3 separate regions of the Homo sapiens genome follow, and regions 2 and 3 are each linked to region 1. The links are chromatin loops, found by intact Hi-C in ENCODE. Cell type or tissue: mammary epithelial cell. All regions are shown on one strand.

Region 1 (8,000 bases):
TGGTAATATTTGATATTAGTGTGTGGAGAGGTGGACTGGTATTAAAGGAAACAAAAAATAAAGGTTGAGGAACACTTATAAGATTATCAGAAAATAATTTACCAAAAAGAGCAGCAGGTATTTATATGCTGTGATTTATTTAGGAGGAGTGAACCTCAACCTTATAGCAATAACAAATATTGCTGAGGAAGGCTGCCAGAACAGGAAAAAGTAAACTTAAAAAAATAATGTTTTCCAGAGTTGAGCCCAAAGTATAAATTGTAAAGAATAAAGTTAATTTGTGTTAACATATAAAACCCTTTAGATGTAACTGCTTAAATGTCACTCTCTCATTTAGATCTTCCCTGACACCCAGTGTAAATTTGTTCTATCTTGTTATTGTCATTAATCCAACCTTGTTCTTTTATAATACTCATCCCTATTCATAATTATATACCAGTCTGGGTTTGTTTAATGACTGTCTGCCCCACAAGACTGTAAAGGCTATGAGGGCAGGGACCATGTCTATTTGTTCACCACTGTATACAGGTAAGAAGGCCTAATGCTTGGCACTTAATAGGTGCTAAGTATTTGTTGAATGAAAACTAATTGTGATAACTTTTTGGAAAACAATCAAAACACTAAAAATTTTGAAAAGGAACCACCATGACTGAATGTATGTTTCCTTACACTGACATTGGAGAAACAGAGCAGTGACTTCAACTCATGAGAATTACCATGTGACTCTTGTAAAACTCTGCCCCTATATTTAATCCATCCCACCTTTACAGCTACATTTTTTCCCTTTGTCCTCACATGAGTTGGAAATTAAGTTACCAAGTGAATAGCTGTTCTTTGCAAGCCTCCTACTGCACTAAGAACACCTGGGTTTCCTCTATGTCGTCTACCTCAAGTACCTGGTTAGTTATTTCACTCCTCCTCACTCCTACAACCCACTGATTGTTGGGTTTCAAATCTGAAATAAGCCTGCCCATACATAATCTATTTAAATCACACCTATATTTTATGTGCTCTCAGCATTTAGGCATAGGCTAAAGCAGAAGTCATATATATACTCTATGATCACATCACTATATGATGTATTCATGATGTATGATGTATATATGATGTATTTCTTTCAGTAGTTAAAATACATGGATTTAACCTTTGATTTTCTAGTTATTAATAAGACTGCTTTCAGCTACCTAACTTTTGTCTTATCCTATGTAAGGCCTGCGTGTAATCTGATCCCCGCCAGTTTACCACTGAACCTCCACATTCTGTTTGTCATGTAAATTGGAAATGAAGTAAAAATTATTATATATTTCACATTTAATTTGCTCAATTTTTTTTAGTTCTTGAAGGTCTTGGATTCTTTTTTATTCTTTATTGATATAAGCTTATTTTTTAATGAAATGTTTTGGTGTCAACTTAAAAGGCTGAAGAAATTCAAAAGTGAACATCTTGAACATTTAGCAGCTAGAGACACTTGCTTTGAAGTCTGCTCTCCCTTAATCACAGGAGAAAAAAAGTACTATATTAGTTTTGCAACTTGAGATTGAAGTGAATCTGATTTTAAATTTATTAGAAGTAGGCTATATGCAAGACTGCCACTCATGAATGAAAACATGTATTTGACTTTTCCATCTGATTTAGATAATATTTCAGAATTTTATTTCTAAATTTTCAGCCTTCATAATAAGCCTTAGATTTATTAAAATCAAGAATTTTAAAAATTTAATGTAAATATTATCTTATATTTATTATCTTGAAAAGTTAAATACACTTGATATGCCAGTACTTGGGACCTTAACCTTTTAAGAAGTTTACAATGTATTACGGGTTAAACACATAACCTATTTAGGCATATTAATTTAATTTTCAGCTTAGTAGCCTTTTTTTCTTGAACATCGGAATTATATTTTATAATCGAAATATAAAAACTTATTTAAAGAAAAAGAAAGCCATGCTGAATATTAAGGGTAGACATTGTATGGCATTCATCTGTAGACTCTGTAGACATTTCAAAGGAAATATGTAAGCTAGAAATTCTAAAGATGGAATGGGGGTCTGTCACAGCTATTTAATTGTTTAGACAAGTTTGTGTGAATTACTACCACCATATCTGGTTAAACAAAGATTCTTAAAGGGTGAGGGCTGCTGGGCACGGTGGCTCACGCCTGTAATCCCAGCACTTTGGGAGGCCCAGGCGGGTGGATTACAAGGTCAGGAGATCGAGACCATCCTGGCTAACACAGTGAAACCCCGTCTCTACTAAAAATACAAAAAATTAGCCGGGCGTGGTGGTGGTGGGTGCCTGTAGTCCCAGCTACCTGGGAGGCTGAGCAGGAGAATGGCGTGAACCTGGGAAGCAGAGCTTGCAGTGAGCCAAGATCGCGCCACTACACTCCAGCCTGGGCGACAGAACGAGACTCCGCCTCAAAAAAATAAATAAATAAAAATAACAAAAAAGGGTGAGGGCTTTACTTTTTTTCTGACACCTTTACATGAACAACTGTTCTGTGTTTGAAGCCCTAGATATATAGTAAGTTTACTGGGTTCCTCTCCTTTGTCCCCAGTCATTACCATCTTGATTTCACCCTCAAGGAATTTTCATCAGAAAATTAAGACAAAGAATCACCTGGCTCAAATTGCAATCACAATATATTAGTTCTTTCATCATAATTTCCATATAATCCTGATTTGAAAAGGTAGAAGCTCTCCAAAGTGTCTTATATTGTCTTTGTATAGATCACTTAAAACAAGAAATACATTAAATCTTCAGTAAATCAGAAATAGGTTTTTATTAGTGACATCTAAATTATGAGTACTTTTACAGAAAAGCAACTAAGTTTAATTTTGAATCATATAGAGTAACTCAAGAAAGTGTTAAAATGGTTCCAAAAGGGTTCTCCTGGGCCTGCTTTAATCAGTAAACATGATTCATTTGTAATTTATAGAAGCCATTTGTAATGATACAGTGCCATGGTCCTCAAGTATTATTTGTTGAAATAGTTTTAACACATGCCTTTCAAAAATGTTAACAATTTTCAATTGTTTTTTTGTTGTTCTTGTTAGCATGCAAAGAAAACTGTTAGGTTGGACCATGTCAAATTATTATAAAATCTGAATTATGACCATCAGAGTTCATATAGCTTCGTTGTTTTACAAGTTATCTGTTCACTAGAATTTTTATTTTTTTAATAGCATTTTTAAAGAAAATTGTTTTGCATTACAGGAAGATTGATCCAAGTGGTGTTTGGCCATTGGGATGTCGTCACTTGCCTTGCTCGTTCTGAGTCATATATTGGGGGAAATTGCTACATTCTCTCAGGGTCACGTGATGCAACTCTTTTGCTGTGGTATTGGAATGGAAAATGCAGTGGGATTGGAGATAACCCAGGCAGTAAGTATGACTCATTTTTTAAGTAAACTTTTACAAGGATGTAGAGAATAACATTTTGCAGTAAAGTTACCTTTTTGTTATGGTAAAAGTGAGACAGGATTATCAAGTATTTTTTATTTATTATAATTTAAGAATGATCCAAATAGCCTCATTATCAATTTTGTGACCATTGATAATTAAAATCTAAGCATGAAATCTTATGTTTCATATTATAGGCTATTCTTATGATCCAAAAATTCTAGTTCTTCATTGGAAATAGCTGTCACCAAATAAAGTAGTTTTTATTCATGAAGATACAGCATAAAAGAGCAATCACATATTACCTTGTTTATTGAATTCATATTTTAAAAGAACAAAATAAAAATAATAATTTCATAGAAACAAACTAGTCTTGATAAAATTATGCTTTCATTTATGTATTAAAAAGATAAAACAGGTCATAAAAGGCCAATGTGGAATACTCAAATTGGCTCTTGGTTTTTCAGATGGGAAATGAAAATGTTCACCAACAGCCTTAAACATCTTTATGAAACTATGCTGAAGGCAGTAAAACAAAAAATGTGTAACCATTTAAAATTGTAATTCACAGAAGGCAAAAAAGGAAGCAGCTACCATTAAAACCAATCGCACACAGCTGCAGAAAAGAAATGGCTTTAGAAAAACACATTAAGAAGTAGGAAAAAACAATTAAAGGGACCACCTGAAAAATGAGAATTTAATTAAAATGATTATGACAACACTGTAGAATTCCTGCAAGAATAGCTTTAGATTTTTACTTCAGAAGGTAGAGCATTTTAACTGCTCTTAAATATTTACAGTTTCTTAATTTAAGGCAAGTTGCAATGTATTTGGTTAAGGAAGGATCACATTCTTCCTGATGACTTTACCTGAATACCCGGTCCTTGCTCTGTCACTCCACCCCAGATTGTGAAATGGTCTAAATATGTTTAAGTCCATCATATCTTGGATTGACTTCTCAAAGCTGTTCTTAAATGTATAATATTTGTATGAAAATGAACCTTTTTTTCAAAACATTTAGTCAAATGCTAGTATAATGTTAAAAGAAGTGTGTGTGAAGTATTTTTCAAAGCTGTTTCTTATTATGTACATTATAGACTTTGATGTGATAGGTAAATACAGTTTTTATTCAATGAACGTCTAATAGATATTTCCTGTTTTAATCAAAAAAGGGATAATTTCCTATGCAAATAGGATATGAAAAATAATGTTAAGCCTGTGATGCTATTGATAATACAGACTTTGTGATCAAATTGTAGTGTGTGTATATGTCGGGGAGTAGGTGTACATGTATTTCACATTTATACAGACATCTCTGTAATTACAATAGAAATTACAAAGATGCAAATTTCAGGGATTTTGTTTTTCATATTCTTTTGAAAAGTACCATGTTCTTTTCATCATGAACACAATATTCTGGTCCTTCTTCCTGTCTGTCCTCTTAGAATAAGTGACTCCTTTCAATTTCTTTTTTCTGGTTTCTGTAAATCCAGTTACCGAGATTCACTCAATTATCTCAGGCAAACCTATATTTAAAATTGATAATAAATCTACCATTTTGCTATTTATCTCAAAATATTTAAGAACTTTTTCTTGCCTTAAAAATGTAAGGTATTTCATGCACATAAAGAAATCTGAACACACATAGATATTTGGGTTCTTGGTTTCTTGTTTTATTTTACTTAATCATGTTCTCTATGTTATACACCGTCATTACCAATGTGTATTCTAAAAAGCAGCTAAAGACCTATTAGCTACACTTGTATGTAATTACTATTGCATTTCAGAAAGTTAAGTATGCCTTAAAGTTAGGAATTTTCAGCTCTTCGCAAAGGAAGAAAGTATGATATATATCATGATATATGTATACATTTAAATATATTTTCATATGTTTAAATACTTTGTAACTCAACCTAGAGATTGTTTTTACATGCATGGCCTTTAAAAAACGAATTAAGTAGGACTGAACAAATCCTGGGGTTTGTAGTAAAAAAAAAATCTAAGTTCCAAGCTTTGCTGTGGTCCTTCTGTCTTGTCTGTAAAATGAAAGCAACAACAGAACTGAGTTAAGGTGTTATCAGAAGCACAGGATGATTAGAGCAAATAAATCACCACAAAACACCATCTTGTTGGCATTAGAGTAAATATTATAATGTTATATTTTTCATAGCGTACTTCATCTATACCCTCTCATTGTCTGCAGTATGGTGGACATTACCTCCTAGTAATGCTAGCAATGAAAAGAAAAACAATAAAAGAATAATATAACAGCACATCTAATAAAAATTTTAGAAAATTGTAATGTATCTTGACTGAATTAAATTACCTTTCTCAAAGTGAACCTTATCCTTTCAAGCCCCTGTATAATGTCTGATGCCCCGATTTAATTTTGCTTCAGCTTTGAAAGATGAATCCAGGAGAAAGACAAATAGGCACTTTTTCTTATAATGAGAATTTACACATATTAGAATAGAAAAATGGAAAATGCAATCTACGCTTTTCAAAAGAAAATGACAAACAAAAACAAAGACATTGTTACCGTGTGTAAACTGTTTCAAACATTCATGCAAGCTGGTTCGGATTTTATAAGCCTCTGGCTCATTGATGGTTCCACAATGCAGCTGCTGAAGTCAGAGCTTTTCAGATGAAGGGTTTTAGGTTATGTGTATTCCTATATTGTACCTCTTAGATACAATGTAAATGACCTTTAAGAAGTGGTGAAGCGTGTATATACATATAATTGCAATATGTTCTATAAATGCACATTAATACCTCAACTTTAAATTTTTTATTGTAGACTTTTTCTTTCTTGAAGGGAAAATAGATAAAAGAAAACCAGGTTATTGCTTTTTCTGCATTTTATAGGTCTATCTCAGGGTTTTTTTATTTAAAAAATCATGGGAATAGGTAGTCATTTTACTTTCTAGGGTCATAAGCCTACATACACTGTTTTTTCCATATCTAATATTGATGTTATATGTAAAGTTGATAGCTGTATGACAAAGTTTTAAAAATATCATATTATCTAATATTAATATACATACTGCTTTGGCAATCTCAGGCTAATTCAAACTGGATAAAACCTATAAATACATCGCTTCTCAGCCTTTTGGCTAAGATCAAGTGTAAAACCTATAAATACTGTAATTTGGGGCTTTAAAAAGTGTAAATGTTTTATGAAGCCTGCCTAGACTACATAGCAAAAGGCTTATTTTCCTGTATACCAGATAGTTTTTCATCTTTGACTCTATTGTTTTGTAATAATTATCTCCTGTGGAATGCAGTTTTTTCAATGAGAAGAAAAATGAATATAGGATTCCATTTAATTAGGGATTTAAAAAATGAAATTAACCAAGAATATTTCACTGAGAGATGTTTTGTACATGAAAGCATGGCATCTCTCTCTCCTTGTCCTAGTACTCTGTGTTTTAGGACTGAGCCTTGTCACCAAAGTGCTTTTCCTGAGATAGTTATTTCACCTTCAGAATAATGCTCTCCAGACTGTACATTTTTAAATTTTGGAGAAAATGTTCCCCAGTGCATTCCATTGATAAATAAATACTTTAAACTTTGACATGATCTTATTTAGATAAGCAAGATGAATATATACAAAACAGTTATTATTTATTCACTTTTATATTCATAAACATGGATTTAAAAAATTAAATGTTTATTAGGTATTTTTAGATATCTGAATAATATCTTTTAAAGCCACATTCGATCAGCTTCAGAAGCAAATGGTTGCTAACTGTGAGGGTGTTGCACAGATTTGTGTGTGTAGTATTTCAGTAATACATTTTCCATTCTCGCATTCTGGTTTTGATTTGATTGAAAGGTGGCATTTTTTTTCTTTTCCTCATTGCAATCAGACATGCTAATCTATGTCAGCTTTCTCCTTTATGGGATTGGCGTCTACTGAGAAAAAAACCTAACTTTTCTTCATAACAACAAGATTCTGTTCTTTAAGAATATTTCAGCACCGTTAATTAGAAAGAAGGTTTTATTAACCATAAGGCTAGCACTAACAGACCACAGAGCTGTTTTTTAAAGTACTGTATGCCATAGCTGCCCTGCTTTTTCTCTGTCTAAAACTTCATTTTGTTATACGCTCATCAATCACTTAAGTCATTACCGTAAATCCTACTGTTGTTAATTTTACTAGTATCACCCTAATGAGACATTCCTGCTATAATTAAAAATGAATTCTAACTTTAAGGCATTCTAAATTTTTTTTAATGAATTTAGAATGATCTTGCCATGTGACTATAAATACTACTGATACACATAGACTACTCATCAAGTCTGTAAGAAAAGTAGTATCATAACATGTCCAGGTGTGAATTATTTACTGGCTGCCTCTGTGCACATGTGCTTATGTGTATGCATATTTTTGTACACATATTTAGGAATTATGTCCTTTTTATTGTGAAGCCTAGTATGTTTTACTGAAGCTACTGATAAATTCTTATTCTTTGTCTTGCCAAAATTTAGGTGGATGTAATATAAACAATATTACTCTCTGTAAGTAGGTGTCCTAGAGCACCATCTGCTGGATGCATTTGGGGACTTAATGTTGGGAAACATGAAAATTGGTACT
Region 2 (8,000 bases), 780 kb before region 1:
AATTTGTAATTAATTGACATGACTTCAATTCCAGCTTCCTCATCAAATAGTTTTGTAATCACAGGCAAGTCACTTAATCCCTCTGTGTTTTAGGTCCCTGTAAAATGGAGGTAGTAATGCCTGTCCTACCCACCTCAAAGGATTATTGGCATTCTCTCAGTAAAATAAAAAATACATAGAATGGTGATTTTTTTCAGTTATTTTTATTTTTATTATTATTATTTTTGAGACAGAGTCTCGCTCTGTTGCTTAGGCTGGAGTGCAGTGGTGCAGTCTCAGCTCACTGCAGACTCCACCTCCCAGGCTCAAGTGATTCTCCTGCCTCAGCTTCCCCAGTAGCTGGGACTACAGGTGCACGTCACCACGCCCAGCCAATTTTTTTTTTTTTAAGATGGAGTCTCATTCTGTCGCCAGGCTGGAGTGCAGTGGCATGATCTCAGCTCACTGCAACCTCTGACTCCCTGGTTCAAGGGTTCTTCTGCCTCAGCCTCCCGAGTAGCTGGGATTACAGGCACGTGCCACCACACCCAGCTAATTTTTTATATTTTTAGTAGAGACAGGGTTTCACCATGTTGGCCAGGATGGTCTTGATCTCCAAACCTCGTGATCTGCCCGCCTCGACCTCCCAAAGTGCTGGGATTACAGGCATGAGCTACTGCACCCGGCCTTTTTGTATTTTTATTAGAGACAGGGTTTCACCATGATGGCCAGGCTGGTCTCGAACTCCTGACCTCAGGTGATCTGCCTGCCTCGGCCCCCCCAAAGGGCTGGTATTACAGGCGTGAGCCACCACGCCCAGACTTTTCAGTGATTTTTTTAAAAACTGCTATCATTGCAGGCTTTGAGCATACACCAGCATTCAGGGTGGTATGTCAAATAATTTTTCTGAGTACCTTGAAAAATGATCTCATACTGAATTTCTCTTTTTCTTGGAAATACCATGCAACCTCATTTTTCTATTCCTATTCCTGTTTGTGCATTTTTCCTTCCCAATAATTGCTAAAATGAGTAGTTTAAGTAATTTAAGCCTCTGGTAGTTACAATAAAATAATGAGAAAACAGGTAGAAGCTTTTGTTATATTATGGTGTGATAGGAAAATAAAATAAATCTTGGGACCCCAAAATCACTAAGTCAAAGGGAAAAGTCAAGCTGGGAACTACTTGAAAACCTGATTTTCTTTCTTTTTATTTTCATTTTTTTAAATTTTTGACAGTCTTGCTTTGTCACCCAGGCTGGAGTACAGTGGTGCAATCTCTGCTCATTGCAACCTCCGCCTCCTGGGTTCAAGGGATCCTCCTGCCTCAACCTCCCAAGTAGCTGGGACTACAGGCACATGCCACCACGCCTAGTTAATTTTTGTATCTTTAGTAGGACGAGGTTTCTCCGTGTTGGCCAGGCTGGTCTTGAACTCCTGACCTCAGGTGATCCACTGGCCTCAGCCTCCCAAAGTGTTAGAATTACAGGCATGAGCCACCCCACCCAGCCCCTGCCTTTCATTCTATTCCTTAAAAAAAAAAATAGCTACTAAGATTAAAAAGCTACATACCACCCTCACAGGGAATTTCCTTGTGGACAAAGGACAGACAGAACTCAAAGTCATCCCCTTGCTCACTGAGATAAATGCACATCTGATTGCCTCCTTTGGAAAGGCTAATCAGAAACTCAAAAGAATGCAACCATTTGTCTCTTAACATCTATGACCTGGAAGCGTCCTGCCCACTTTGAGTTGTCCCACCTTTCCAGACGGAATCAATGTCTATCTTACACATATTGATTGATGTCTCATGTCTCCTTAAAATGTATAAAACCAAGCTGTGCCCCAACCACCTTGGGCACATGTCGTCAGGACTTTCTGAGGCTGTGTCAAGGACGCGCGTCCTTAACTTGGACAAAATAAACTTCCTAAATTGACTGAGACCTGCCTCAGATATTTGGGGTTCACAATGGCAATGGGAAAGAAAAGATCGTGGAAATCCTGACCTAGTAGTGTAACTACCCGATGGCTTTCACCTTGACCACTGTCGAGATCTGGATTCATCAAGTCAGGAGAATTGCAATAGAGAAAAAGTAATTCACGCAGAGCCGGCTGTGCGGGAGACTGGGGTTTTATTATTACTCAAATCAGTGTCCCCGAGCATCCGAGCATTCAAGCATTCAGGAAGCAGAGTCTTTAAGGACAACTTGGTGGGTAGGGGGAATCCAGTGAGCCAGGAGTTCTGATTGGTCAGAGGTGAAATCATAGGGAGTCGAAGGTGTCTTCTGTTCCTGGGTGGAGGCCACAAGATCAGATGAGCCAGTTTATCCATCTGGGTAGTGTCAGCTGATCCATCAAGAGCAGGGTCTTCAAAATATCTCAAGCACTGATTTTAGGAGCAGTTTAGGGAGGGTCAGAATCTTGTAGTCTCCGGCTGCATGAATCCTAAACTGTATTTTCTAATCTTGTGGCTAATGTTCGTCCTACAAAGGCAATCCAGGCAAGAAGGAGAAGTGCTTTGGGAAAGGGCCATTACTGTCTTTGTTTGTTTTATTTTGTTTTGTCTCGCTCTGTCGCCCAGGCTGGTTGGAGTGCAGTGGCGCTATCTCAGTTTACCGCAACTTCTGACTCCCTGGTTCAAGCAATTCTCCTGCCCCAGCCTACTGAGTAGCTGGGATTACAGGCACCCGTCACCACACCCAGCTAATTTTTTATTTTTAGTAGAGACCAGGCTTCACCGTGTTGGCCAGGATGGTCTGGATCTACTGACCTCGTAATCCGCCCACCTCAGCCTCCAAAAGTGCTGGGATTGCAGGGGTGAGCCGCCACACCCAGCCTCTGTCTTTGTTTTAAACTGTAAACTAAGTTTCTCCCAAAGTTAGTTCAGCCTACGCCCAGGAATGAACAAAGATAACTTGGAGGTTAGAAGCAAGATGGAGTCAGTTAAGTTAGATCTCTTTCACTGTCTCAGTCATAATTTTGCAAAGGTGGTTTCAGTAGTAGAATTATTTACGTGATCTCATTGAATCTCTTTTAGTCCTCACGACATTGCTGCAGGGTAGGATTAGTGTGGAGCTAGAATTCAAACCCAAATTTGACCTCAAAGATTAACTTTTTTTTTTTTTTTTTTGAGATGGAGTCTCACTTTGTTGCCCAGGCTGGAGTGCAATGGTGCGATCTCGGCTCGCTGCAACCTCCTCCTGGTTTCAAGTGATTCTCCTGCCTCAGCCTCCTGAGTAGCTGGGATTACAGGCACCCACCACCATGCTCAGCTAATTTTTGTATTTTTAGTAGAGACCAGGGTTTCGCCATGTTGGCCAGGATGGTCTTGAACTCCTGACCTCAGGTGATCTGCCCGCCTTGGCCTCCCAAAGTGCTGGGATTACAGGAGTCAGCCACCGTGCCCGACCAAAGATTAACCTTTTCATCTAACAAATTCTCAGGTGGTACCTATGCTGCTAGTCTGGGGTCCCCATTATGTGAACCACTGGGCAAAAACTCTGCGGTATTTATCCTCCAGTACCTGTGTTCCGTGTTATTTTATGTGATTATGAGTCAGGTGTGGCCACAAGAGGAGATAAAGGAGATGCACAGGAAAATAGATAATTATACTTACAGGTCCTGAAGAGGGGGTCACTGCATACCATGCAGGGTCACAGGGGAAGCACCAGGTTTGGGTCAGGTGGCAGAAGCTAGAATTGGGTTTGAATTCTAGCTTGGGAAACCAAGGCTAGAGCCTTTATTGGGATTTTGTAGAACGACAGGGCAGAGTAAATGGTTAAGGCCTGGTGCATGGGTATAGATAGAGGCCATGGGGCTCTGGATTGGTTAGTTTGCATATAGAAAGCATGCTCTCAGCTGAGTTCTTTGCTATCTTTAACTGGCACCAGCCTGGGCAACATGGCAAAACACCGTCTCTACAAAACCATAAAAATTGCCTGAGCTTGGTGTCTCATGCCTGTAATCCTAGCACTTTGGGAGGCTGAGGCAAGCGAATCACCTAAGGTCAAGAGTTCGAGACTAACTTGGCCAATATGGCAAAACACCCTCTCTACTAAAAATGCAAAAATTAGCCAGGTGTGGTGGTGCATACCTGTAATTCCAGCTACTTAGGAGTCTGAGGCAGGAGAATCTCCTGAACCCCTGGGGGCAGAGGTCGCAGTGAGCTGAGATAGCGCCACTGCACTCTAGCATGGGCGACAGAGTGAAACTCCGTCTCAAAGATTTAAAAAAAAAAAATTAGCCTTGGTGATGTGCACCTGTAGTTCTTGCTACTTGGGAGGCTGAGGTGGGAGGATAGCTTGAGCCTGGGAGTTTGAGGCTGCAGTGAGCCATGATCACACGACTGCACTCCAGCCTGGGTAACTTGGTGAGCTTGTCTCAAAAAAGTAAAATAAAATAAATAATTGGGATTGAACACAGTAGGGCATGCCTATAATCCCAGCACTTTGGGAGGCTGAGGTAGGCAGATCACTTGAAGTCAGGAGTTTGAGACCAGCCTAGCCAACATGGTGAGACCCTGACTCTACTGAAAATACAAAAATTAGCCAGTCCCGGTCCCATGCACCTGTAATCCCAGCTACTCGGGAGGCTGAAGCACGAGAATCAGTTGAATCTGGGAGGTGGTGGTTACAGGTGGGAGCCAAGATGGCACCATTGCACTCCAGCCAGGGCCACAGTGAGACTTTGTCTTAAAAAAAAAAAAAAAAAAAGCCGGGCACAGTGGTGGCTCACGCCTGTAATCCCAGCACTATGGGAGGCTAAGGCAGGTGGATCACCTGACATCAGGAGTTCAAGACCAGCCTGGCCAAGATGGTGAAACCCCATCTCTACTAAAAATACAAAAAACTAGCCGGGCGTGGTGGTGGGCGCCTGTAATCCCAGCTACTCAAGAGGCTGAGGCAGGAAAACCCCTTTAAAAACTCGGGAGGCGGAGGTTGCAGTGAGCCTAGATTGCGCCATTGTACTCTAGCCTGGGCAACAAGAGTGAAATGCTGTCTCAAAAAAAAAAAAGAATTGGCTAGCCCTGGCATGGGCAATCACCCTAGACAGAAAAGTTTTTTCAGATTTCAAAACATCATTATATACAGAAAATAAAAAATGGCCAGGCGCGGGGCCGCACACCTGTAATCCTAGCACTTTGCAAGGCCAAGACGGGCAGATCACCTGAGGTCAGGAGTTCAAGACCAGCCTGGCCAACTGGTGAAACCCTGTTTCTACAAAAATACAAAAATTAGCCGGGCAAGATGGTGCGTGCCTGTAATCCCAGCTACTCAGGAGGCTATAATAGTGGGCCGGAGGTGGTGGCTCACACCTGTAATCTCAGCACTTTGGGAGGCCGAGGTGGGCGGATCACCTGAGGTCAGGAGTTCGAGACCAGCTTGGCCAACACAATGAAACCCCATCTCTACTAAAAATACAGAAATTAGCTGGGCGTGGTGGTGGGCACCTGTAATACCAGCTACTCGGGAGGCTGAGGCAGGTGAATCGCTTGAACCCGGGAGGCAGAGGTTGCAGTGAGCTGAGATTGTGCCACTGCACTCCAGCCTGGGCAACAGAGCTAGACTCTGTCTCAAAAAAAAAAAAAAAAAAAAAGTAAGAGCACTGAAAGGTAAGAGTTACAGACCAAGACCCTGACAATACCAAAAAAAAAAAAATTTTTTTGCCAGGCCTAGTGGTGCATGACTATATAGTCCCAGCTACTAGGGAGGCTGAGGTAGGAAGATTATTTGAACCCAGTTCAAGGCTAGCGTGGGCAACATAGCAATACCCCTTCTCTTTAAAATAAATATATAGGCCAGTCGTGGTGGCTTATGCCTGTAATCCCAGCACTTTGGAAGGCCGAGGTGAGCGTCGCCTGAGGTCAGGAGTTCGAGACCAGCCAGCCTGGCCAATGTGGCAAAACCCAGTCTCTACTAAAAATACAAAAATTAACCAGGCGTGGTGGTGCGTGCCTGTAATCCCAGCTACTCGGGAGGCTGAGACAGGACAGCAACTATGACTAAGTTGGATCTATCCTAAGAATATGAAGTTGGTTTAATATCTGAAAATCAGTAAGTGTAATACATCATATCAAATGCATTGACAAAACTCAACATTCTTTCATATAAAAACCCCTAAACTGGGAATAGAAGAGAACTTCCCTAATCTAATAAAAAGCATCTATGAAAAACCCACACCTAACAGTATACTTCATGGTAAAAAATGGGATGACTTTTCCCTAAGATCAGAAAAAGGGAAATGGGGAGAAGTTAGTCAAAGAGTACAAACTTTCTTTCTTTCTTTTTTTTTTTTTTGATACAGAGTTTCACTCTTGTTGCCCATGCTGGAGTACAATGGTACAATCTCAGCTCACTGCAACCACCACCTCCCAGGTTCAAGCAATTCTCCTGCCTCAGTCTCCTGAGTAGCTAGATTATAGGCACCCACCACCATGCCCAGCTACATTTTTGTATTTTTAGTAGAGATGGAGTTTCACCAGGTTGGCAAGGCTGGTCTTGAACTCCTAACCTAGGTGATCCACCCGCCCTGCCCCACAGCCTCCCAAAGTGCTGGGATTACAGGCGTGAGCCACCATGCCCAGCCGAGTACAAGCTTTCAATTAGAAAAACAAATAAATCCCGGGGAGCTAATATACAGCATGGTAACTATAGTTAATACTGTATTATATACTTGAAATTTGCTACCAGAGGAAATTTTTTTTTTTTTTTTTTAGACTGAGTGTCACACTGTCACCCAGGCTGGAGTGCAGTGGCACAATCTTGGCTCACTGCAACCTCTGCTTCCCAGGTTCAAGCGATTCTTCTGCCTCAGCCTCCCAAGTAGCTGGGATTACAGGTGCCCGCCACCATGCCCAGCTAATTTTTTGTATTTTTAATAGAGATGGGGTTTCACTATGTTGGCCAGGCTGGTCTCAAAGTCCTGACCTTGTGACCCACCCCCCTTGGCCTCCTAAAGTGCTGGGATTACAGGCATGAGCCACCATGAGCCACCATGCCCGGCCGTATATCTTTTTTTATTTTCTATTTTTTAGTCCTGATCATGGCAAGGACAAGGACAAGAGAGTAAATTTTTTTTTTTTTTTTGAGACAGAGTCTCGCTCCGTCACCAGGCTGCAGTGCAGTGGCGTGATCTCAGCTCACTGCAACCTCCGCTTCCCAGGTTCAAGCAATTCTCCTGCCTCAGCCTCCTGAGTAGCTGGGATTACAGGCGCATGCCACCACGCCAAGCTAATTTTTCTGTTTTTTTTAGTAGAGACGGGGTTTCACCATGTTGGTCAGGCTGGTCTCAATCTCGTGACCTCATGATCCACCCGCCTCAGCCTCCCAAAGTGCTGGGATTACAGGCGTGAGCCACCGTGCCCAGCCAAGAGAGTAAATCTTAAGTGTCCTCACCGCCCCCCAACCCCCCAACACATAGAGCTATGTAAGGTGATGGATGGATGTGTTTATTAACTTGATTGTGGCAATTGTTTCACATATATGTATACTTAAATGATCATGTTGTACACCTTGACAATATATATAATTTTTATTTGTCAATTATACTTCCAACAAGACGATGATGTCTACTCTCACTACTTCCTCAAGATTATATAGGAGGCTCTAGCCAGGGAAATAAGGCAAAAAAAAAAAGGATCCAGATTGGAAATGAAGAAGTACAACTACCTTTATTCACAGTTGACATCATTTTATATACAGAAAGTCAGATCGAGCTCAGTGGCTCATGCCTGTAATACCAGCACTTTGGGAGGCTAAGGTGGGAGGATCACTTAAGGTCAGGAGTTGGAGACCAGTCTGGCCAACATGATGAAACCACAACGCTACTAAAAATACAAAAATTAGCTGGGCGTGGTGGTGTGCGCCTGTAATCCCAGCTACTTAGGAGGCCGAAGCATGAGAATTGCTTGAACCTGAGGAAGCGGAGGTTGCAGTGAGCCGAGATCGCACCACTGCACTCCAGCCTGGGTGACAGAGGCTGAGTGATCCTGTCTCCAAAAAAAAAAAAAAAAAAATAGGAAAATCA
Region 3 (8,000 bases), 370 kb before region 1:
GGGATCTGTCTCTACCACAGAGGCATATTGCAGTACTGATACTGAGGAGCCATTTTTTTCTTGTGTAGTATGTATTATATGGTCACAGTATAGTTGTGTCATATAATTATACATACTTATGGCACTAGATTTGAATTTTTATTATTAGTCAAACCTTATTTGTACTTTTCTTTCTTTTTTTTTTTTTTTCTTGGAGACAGAGTCTCACTCTGTCACCCAGGCCGGAGTGCAGTGGCAGGATCTCAGCTCACTGCAACCTCCCCATCCTGGGTTCAAGCAGTTATCCTGTCTCAGCCTTTGAAGTAGCTGGGATTACAGGTGTGTGCCCCATGCTAAGCTGATTTTTTTGTATTTTTAGTAGAGATGGGGCTTCACCATGTTGGCCAGGCTGGTCTCGAACTCCTGACCTCAAATTATCTGCCCACCTCGGCCTCCCAAAGTGCTAGGATTATGGGTGTGAGCCGCCATGCCTGGCCTATTTCTACTTTTAATGGCTAGAAAAATGTATGAATATTATCTTTTGTATATTTGTGATGTACTAATTACAGGCCTGATACTGAACATATGGGAATCAGAGAACTATACACTTTTCTCTTTTCTTTTTTCTTTTTCTTTTTCTTTTTTTTTTTAAGACATGGGATCTTGTCGTGTTACCTAGGCTGGATGCAGTGGCGTGATTATAGCTTACTGCAACTTTGAACTCCTGGGCTCAAGTAATCCTCCCACTTCAGCCTCTCCTGAGTAGCTAGGACTACAAATGGGAACCACCATGCCAGGTTAACTACATTTTCAAAGAATGAATATAAAGCAAAAAACCACATAATTTCATTGGCAAGTAACATGTTTTGCCATATTCAAAATTGAATATGTGCTTTTTATAATTCTGAGTAAAATATTTTTGTATAATTTCAAAGACATAAGGAATAAAATAAACTTATGGCATCCAAGTGTCAGCATTAGTCAATATATTACAAAAGTAAATAAAAACAAATTGAAAAATAAATTCAAGTTGTTGCACATATGCTCATTGAAACATTAAAAAATTTGTAGCATTTTTGGAATATCCTGCAAGTCTCATTATGCAGTTTTTCTTCAAGTCTCCAGTTTTTCTTGATATTCTTTCCTCCTATCTTCTGTGGCATTTATAATCAATTTATATTGCAGAATTTAGTACTTGACAGTAAGTTCTATTTCTTTGTTTTGTGTGTAGATTATAAGATTTTAGCCTTATGTTATTTCTGTAGTTCTTAGCATAGTACTGAACCTACAGTATGTCATAAAGAAATCATTTTTGGGGGTTGGGGGGTCAGGTAAACTATTAGTCTTAAAATTTTCATTATGCTGTATGAACTGAGAAATATTTGTTTCAACCAAAGCAGTAATAAATTTTGAAAAATAAAATTCAAAATATTTTATCATAACTAGTTGTAAACTATGAAGGATAAGATTGATTCAGAGATTAAGAGGAGTGTAATAGAAGTAGAGTATGTCTGAAAAGAGATGTACTATAGATAATACAGACTTGGGAATTTTGGTTTCTGTTTGTAAAGAACACTTTTCTTTGACAATTAAGTTCTGAGTAGATGAGAAAATTTTGAGATTCAGCAGATAACTAGAAGTTGTAGTTTGGGGGTGCTTGAACTTTTAAGTCTCTGTAGTAATTTTTGCTATAACCAGAAATTTTCAGAAGTATTCCAAAGGGTTGGGAGCAAATAAAATTATTTAAGGAATTTGAGAAAATATTATGGTTTTATATGGGTCTAGAGTGAAACCAAACAGTCTTAAAAAAAAAATCCCAATATGAGAATCACTTGAGAACCACAGCAATAATTTAGCCCAGCCTTGAAGTTTGTTGACAGGGCTGCTTCTACTTCAGGACCCTGTAGGCTGTTATAATAGCTGATATTTGACGTTTCAAATTTTGTTTCTCCTGCCTATTGGAACAATTCTTCTTTTCGTATTTATTTAGTACTGGCTGTATACCACTTACTATGCACATTTTGGCACTGTAGAAATCAATATGAATAAGACAAATATATCGCTTGCCTTCATGTAACTTTTTCTCTAATAGGGGAAATAGAAAAGTGAAAAACTATAAATAAATAGCTTAAAAAGCAATGATTATAATTTTTCACTGTAAATGGTCATAAACAAGGATATATTTGGAGGTTATAAAAGGGCTTTTTTAAAATGTTGTCTTTCTCTAATACAAGATTAGTGTGATTTTATGGAAAGAGCACTGTGCAGTTTGATGCCTTTGTATTCTCAGCCGTTGTCATTAACTGGTTATGTGACAATGAATAAGCTAAAAAAAAATAAGATCATAATTTTCATATACATTCATTATAGACAAATTGCAAGTGAGAAGAAAGTAATAGTCTGTTTGCATAGAGCTTGAGGTTTAAAGAGGGGAGATGTTAACACAAATAACTTACTGCAAATATATGGGCAATCTTACTATTAAAATAAGTTCATTGGATAGTAAGGTCCTCTTCACCTCTAAGATTGTGTGATTCTAAAAGTTTATTCAAGAATTAGAAAATAAAATTTAGAGCTTTATATGTTAATATCTAGGCTAGATATGCTAGTATTTTAAATAATTATAATAATAGTGATGTGAATAATAGGTGATACTTACTGAGCAATTAATTTTGAGCCAGACACTGTGCCAAGTATTTTTATTTAATTAATTATTTAATTAATTTATTTATTTTTTGAGACGGAGCCTCGCTTTGTCGCCCAGGTTGGAGTGCAGTGGTGGGATCTCAGCTCACTGCAAGCTCCACTTCCCGGGTTCAGGCAGTTCTCCTGCCTCAGCCTCATGAGTAGCTGGGACTACAGGCACGTGCCACCACACCTGGCTGATTTTTTGTATTTGTAGTAGAGACGGGGTTTCACCATGTTCGCCAGGCTGGTCTCGAACTCCTGACCTCATGATCCACCTGTCTCGGCCTCTCAAAGTGCTGAGATTACAGGCATGAGCCACCGCGCCCAGCCCTGTGCCAAGTATTTTTATAAGGATTATCTCATCGTATCTTAAAAACAGAGCAATGAGATAGGTAGTATTAATTGTCCCAAGTTTACAAATGAAGAAACTAGAGCTTTAAAAGTTTGTTACTTGACCAAGATCCAAAGGCTAGTATATTGAGTAGTTAACATTTGAACCCAGGCATTCTGACTCTAGAGCCTGTACTCATAACTATCATGCAACTTCTGTTTTGTTTTTTTGTTTTTTTGTTTTGAGCTAGGGTCTTGCTCTGCCACCCAGACTGGAGTGCAGATCACAGCTCACTGTAGCATCAACCTCCTGGGCTGAAGCAGTCCTTTTAACTCAGCCTCCCTGAGGCTCATGCCACATCTGGCTATTTTTTTTTTCTTTCTGGGCAACAAAGTCTCACTATGTTGCCCAGGCTGGTCTTGAACCCCTGGGCTCAAGCAATCTACCTACCTTGGCTTCCAAAGTGCTAGGATTATAGGCGTGAGCCATTACACCCAGTCAACTTCTTAATATTAGTAGTTGGTATTAGTTTGGTTTTTGTTCTTGTGGTTTTTTCGTTTTGAGACTGGGTCTTGCTCTTTTGCCCAGGATGGAGTGCAGTGGCATAAACATGGCTCACTGAAGCCCTGACCTCCAGGGCTCAAGCAGCCCTCCTCCTTCAGCCTCCCAAGTAGCTGGGACCACAGGCACATGACACCATGCCCGACTAATTAAGTTTTTTTGTCGAGATGGGGTCTTACTGTGTTGCCCAGGCTGGTCTTAAACTGCTGGCCTCAAGTGATCCTCCTGCCTCAGCCTGCCAAAGTGCTGGGAATTACAGGCATGAGCCACTTCACCCAACAGTATTAGGATGTTTTTTAATTTTTATTTTTGAGTGTTTACAATTTGCCAGGGATTTACTGAGCCCTTTACAAACATTATTTCATTAAATCCTCACAACAACCCTGTGAAGTGTATATTATTATTTCTGTTTTGCAGTGGAATAAATGAAGGTTCAGAAGCATTCTTGGTTTTTCAAGTAATAAAGCTTTTTTTTTTTTAGACTTTACTGTTTGCTACTTCAACTGTGGTGAACAATAAAAGGCTGTGACTGTTTGACTTTTTGTATTCTGAAATACTTGGGTCAGGATCATTCTTATTCTGTTGAGAATTTGATTTCTCTTTCCTTTCCCTACTCTTTTACCTAATGATTTTTACCTTTACTTCTTTAGCCTGTTTTCAAATTCATTTTTATGCAAAAAAAAAACCCCAAAACCAAAACACCACAAAAATTACTTTTTTTTGTAAATACTGTTCTTAGTTAGAACCCCAATATATAAAATGGATAAAAAGGAACCATCCTAGCTGACATCGAAAGCTCATGGGTTTCTTACTCACTGCTGCTCAAGGCATCTCACAATATGAAAATCACTCCCCAGCCCATTAAGGAGATAGGTTCCAATGGCAGCTTGTTATAATAAAAGGGAAGTGGAACCTAACCTCTTAAATCATAATATATGACTCTTTCTGGCATTGTCCAGCCTCCCTATAACTCTCATTGTCTTGTATTGAATTATCTTGTTTAAAAGTATAATTAATTTTTAGTAAATAACACAATATTATTCAAATATTAGTATGAAAGTGATACATGATTGGACCCGGATTAAAAACCAACCACATGAATTGTTAATACTAAGTTTATGAAGTGTAATAATTGTGTTGTGATTATATAAGAAAACATCTTTGTTCTTAGTCAATAAATATAGATAAAGGTTGAAGTGTCATGATATTTGTAACTAACTCTCATTTGATTCAGAAAAAAAATAATGTCTATCACACATATGCCAAGAGAGACTAAGAGGTAGCATGATAAAGCAAATGTACTGAAATGTAAGCAAGGTGGGAAATTTAGATGTAGGATTTATTTTTTTAAGTGTTCTTGCAACTTTTCCTTTAGTTTTTAACTTTTGCTGGGAAAAATACATCTGAGAAAATACTGAGAGAATTCCTGTTATGAGTTTTCCTTATGTTTTATTCCTCTATCTGTGGATAACTGAGAATTAAAACTTGGAGTTAAATATGAAATAGCTGGATATACAATGACTTATCTTTTTTCACCAAATATGTAATTAGAAATTTTGGTTGTATATGCCGAATTAGAAATTCTTTTACTTAAAATTTTCGGTTTAGTAAATTCTTGTCAATTTTTTTCTGTCTTAAAAAATAATACTTAGATTAATGTATACTTTCCTTCAAAATATCTGATACAGTGATATATAGAGATTTTCAACACTGTAGGTCATGAGAGAAGTCATTTATGCCTCTCCTTGTTTTATGGATGAGCAAGTTATTGTGGAGAACTTAAATGATTTGCTTAAGAGTATACAACTGGTTTTCTGGCAAAGCCAAGACTCAGAATCCTACTCTCCTGACTCCCACTTCACCATTTTGAGAATGACTGACTAAATCAGTCAGTCATTTGTTCGTCATTCCAAGGGTCTTTTCCTTCCCTTCTCCTTACTACTTTCCTTTCATTCTTCCTTCCGTTGATGCATTTCTAAATAAGTTTTCAAAATAGATTTGTTATGGAACTAAGAATTACTGGACACCTATTATGTGCCAGGCTTTATGCAAATTACTGAGTATATAACAGTAGAATAGACAGACTTGGATACTGTCCTCACGTAGCTTAGAATTTAACAGATTGTTGCTTTGAGTGTAGTTTAGATTTCCTTTTATTTTCTGCTTCCCCTGGTATCATGCTAAACCAGTCCTATAGCATTGTGTGTTTAGAATGTTGTTACTTATATCTCTGATCCAGATGATAATTTGGAAAATTTCCAGAGAGGGTATTTTTAATACGGAGTATTTATTATCAAAAAATTAAAAAAAATAAATTATAATAACTTTAGAATACTAAAGGATTGATATATGAAAAATTGCTTTTCTACAATTATTTATAAAAATGCATTAGGAAATTGTAGATGTACATTTTCTTAGTTTTACTTTTACATTTCTGAAGTTTATGGTACCTTAGTAAGTATATACTTCTGCAAAAGCAGAATGTTCACTGTCAACAGAGAGTATCTTCTAAAAAAAAAAAAGAAAAAATCGAAACTTTATTACATATGGGCATCTTCTTGTCAATGTTTACTACTGATGTGTTGGTTCTGAACTATAGCTGTCTATTAGAATCACCATGGGATTATTAAAAAAAGTACTGACGCCTGTACACCTTTCCCAGGATTCTGATTTAATTGGTCTGGAAAATGGCTTGGTAGTTAGTATTTTTAAGAAGCTCCCCATTTTATCCTAATATGGTCAATGGTAAAAATCACTGTGTTTAAATAGTCAAAGATTGGATTTTCCTGTAATTGCTTTTGACTAACAAAATGAGCATTCCTAGAAATTGATGTTAGAAAGGTACTTTAATGCTTTATATTATACATTCAGATTTCCCAGAAATGTTACACCTTGTTGTCTCTATCCTCTGCTGCATTTTACACACTGCTAATTTCCTTAAACAGTTCCTTCATATTGCCTTGCTAATCAACAATTTGCAATAGTTGTCTATTGTCAGTTGTCTGTACTCAGGCATTCATTTCAGACCTTGCTTTCCCTGTGTTGATTCACTCTCCTCCCTTTCTTGCTGGCTGCCCTTGTCTCTGTCTCTCTCTTCTTCCTGAAGACTCAAGCCTTCTATGAACTTACTTACCAGGGTTTTAGTGGGAGCACAGAAGTCCTTTTTATGTTTATAGGTTCTTCAGTTTTCTCATGTAAAGTAAGGATGCTATTTGTCCTACATGCAGGTCTCCTTGTGCTATTGTGAGAATAAATGTGACAAATGAGAAATTGTATGTACTTTTATGGGTACTTAGTGACTGATTTGTAATGAATTAACTACCTGAGGAAATAAAAATTGTTATCACATGTTAAATCATTATCATCAGAACAAAATCTAGTACTTGGCAATGTACTATTTAGTTCTCTAATTCTATAATGAATATCTCTTGGGTATATCTGAGGCAATCAAGAACACCTACGAAAAGGAAAAGATTCCTAGATGAAAACGATGTTTCAGAGCATCTACACTCTTGAAGCTTAGGTGCTTGTGAAAGGTGAAGGAGCTAATATGTAGAAAGGCATATAGAACAGTGTCTGACATATACCATGTAAATGCTTAATAACTGTTAGCTGTTGATTTGTACAAAAAGAGATACAGGAAGGGTTGAATCATAGACTAATAATATTGATTATCTGCAGCAGGTAGGTGAGAATGTGCTGGAAAGGACTGGGGAATGGGAACAGAGTACAAGCAATGAAAGGGGAGTGACAGTTCTCTGACTATACCTTTTGTATGCTTTGGACTCTTAGAACCTAATCTCTCTCTCTGTCTCTCTCTCTCTCTCTCTCTCACACACACACACACACACACACACACACACACACACACACATCAGCTATGTTGTGGGACAAAGTGAAAATCTAACAGCATTACAAATGAACAGCATAATTGCTCCAATAATTGTGGGGGAGAAAGATAATGAATCTAAAATTCCTTTATATGTATCCTAGGATTAGAGCAAATAAGTAAATATATTTTGGATAGTAAAAGCAAGATTTCTTTCTTTTGGAGAAAGGAGTTACAAATAAGGAGAGGAAACTCTAGAATGAATCCTGTGGTGATTGATTGGAATGAAATATCAATGTGAATTTATTGTTATGTGTACACACATAGAAAGATGATATAAACAATTACATATACATGTGTTAGTATGCACAATTAGCATACATACTTATATCACCTAGCCCTGTCTCCTGAGAAGACATAGAAGCAGTGACAACCAATGATAAAATGCAAACCTAGTTCCCAAATCTTAGTTTCTGTATGCCATTTGTTAACTTAAAAAACTAGATCTTTTTGGATAAATGGCTGATTTCAGAGCTAGGAAAGGGCAACTATAAGATTATCTTGTGGTGCCAGAAGGTAAGGAAGTACTCAAAAATGGGTAGCAGCATGTCA

Evidence for each region. A loop is a pair of places that touch in the nucleus more often than their neighbours do. Peaks named below come from ENCODE experiments on the same cell type or tissue, not always from the same donor. Only the 100,000 strongest peaks of a DNase experiment are listed, where the experiment ranks them.
Region 2: a loop joins it to region 1, with 6 times the contacts of the local background. A loop is called at or near these places in 1 of 110 quality-filtered maps.
Region 3: a loop joins it to region 1, with 2.9 times the contacts of the local background. A loop is called at or near these places in 1 of 110 quality-filtered maps.

The regions. Positions count from the first base shown.
Region 1 is chr4:150,298,010-150,306,009 of GRCh38, reverse strand. It overlaps LRBA (LPS responsive beige-like anchor protein), which reads left to right. Exons shown (of 57, transcript NM_001364905.1): 53 at 3,218-3,385. Among named protein-coding and RNA genes, the nearest start is that of DCLK2, 220 kb to the right of the region's middle. In mammary epithelial cell, a CTCF peak has its summit at 7,948 (motif pointing left); a DNase peak (open chromatin) is centred at 3,319; H3K27ac peaks cover 788 bases.
Region 2 is chr4:151,081,854-151,089,853 of GRCh38, reverse strand. No RefSeq gene overlaps it. Among named protein-coding and RNA genes, the nearest start is that of RPS3A, 14 kb to the left of the region's middle. In mammary epithelial cell, no CTCF peak of the experiment used is centred here; no DNase peak of the experiment used is centred here.
Region 3 is chr4:150,670,434-150,678,433 of GRCh38, reverse strand. The region is part of intron 37 of LRBA (LPS responsive beige-like anchor protein); the gene reads left to right. Among named protein-coding and RNA genes, the nearest start is that of MAB21L2, 92 kb to the right of the region's middle. In mammary epithelial cell, no CTCF peak of the experiment used is centred here; no DNase peak of the experiment used is centred here.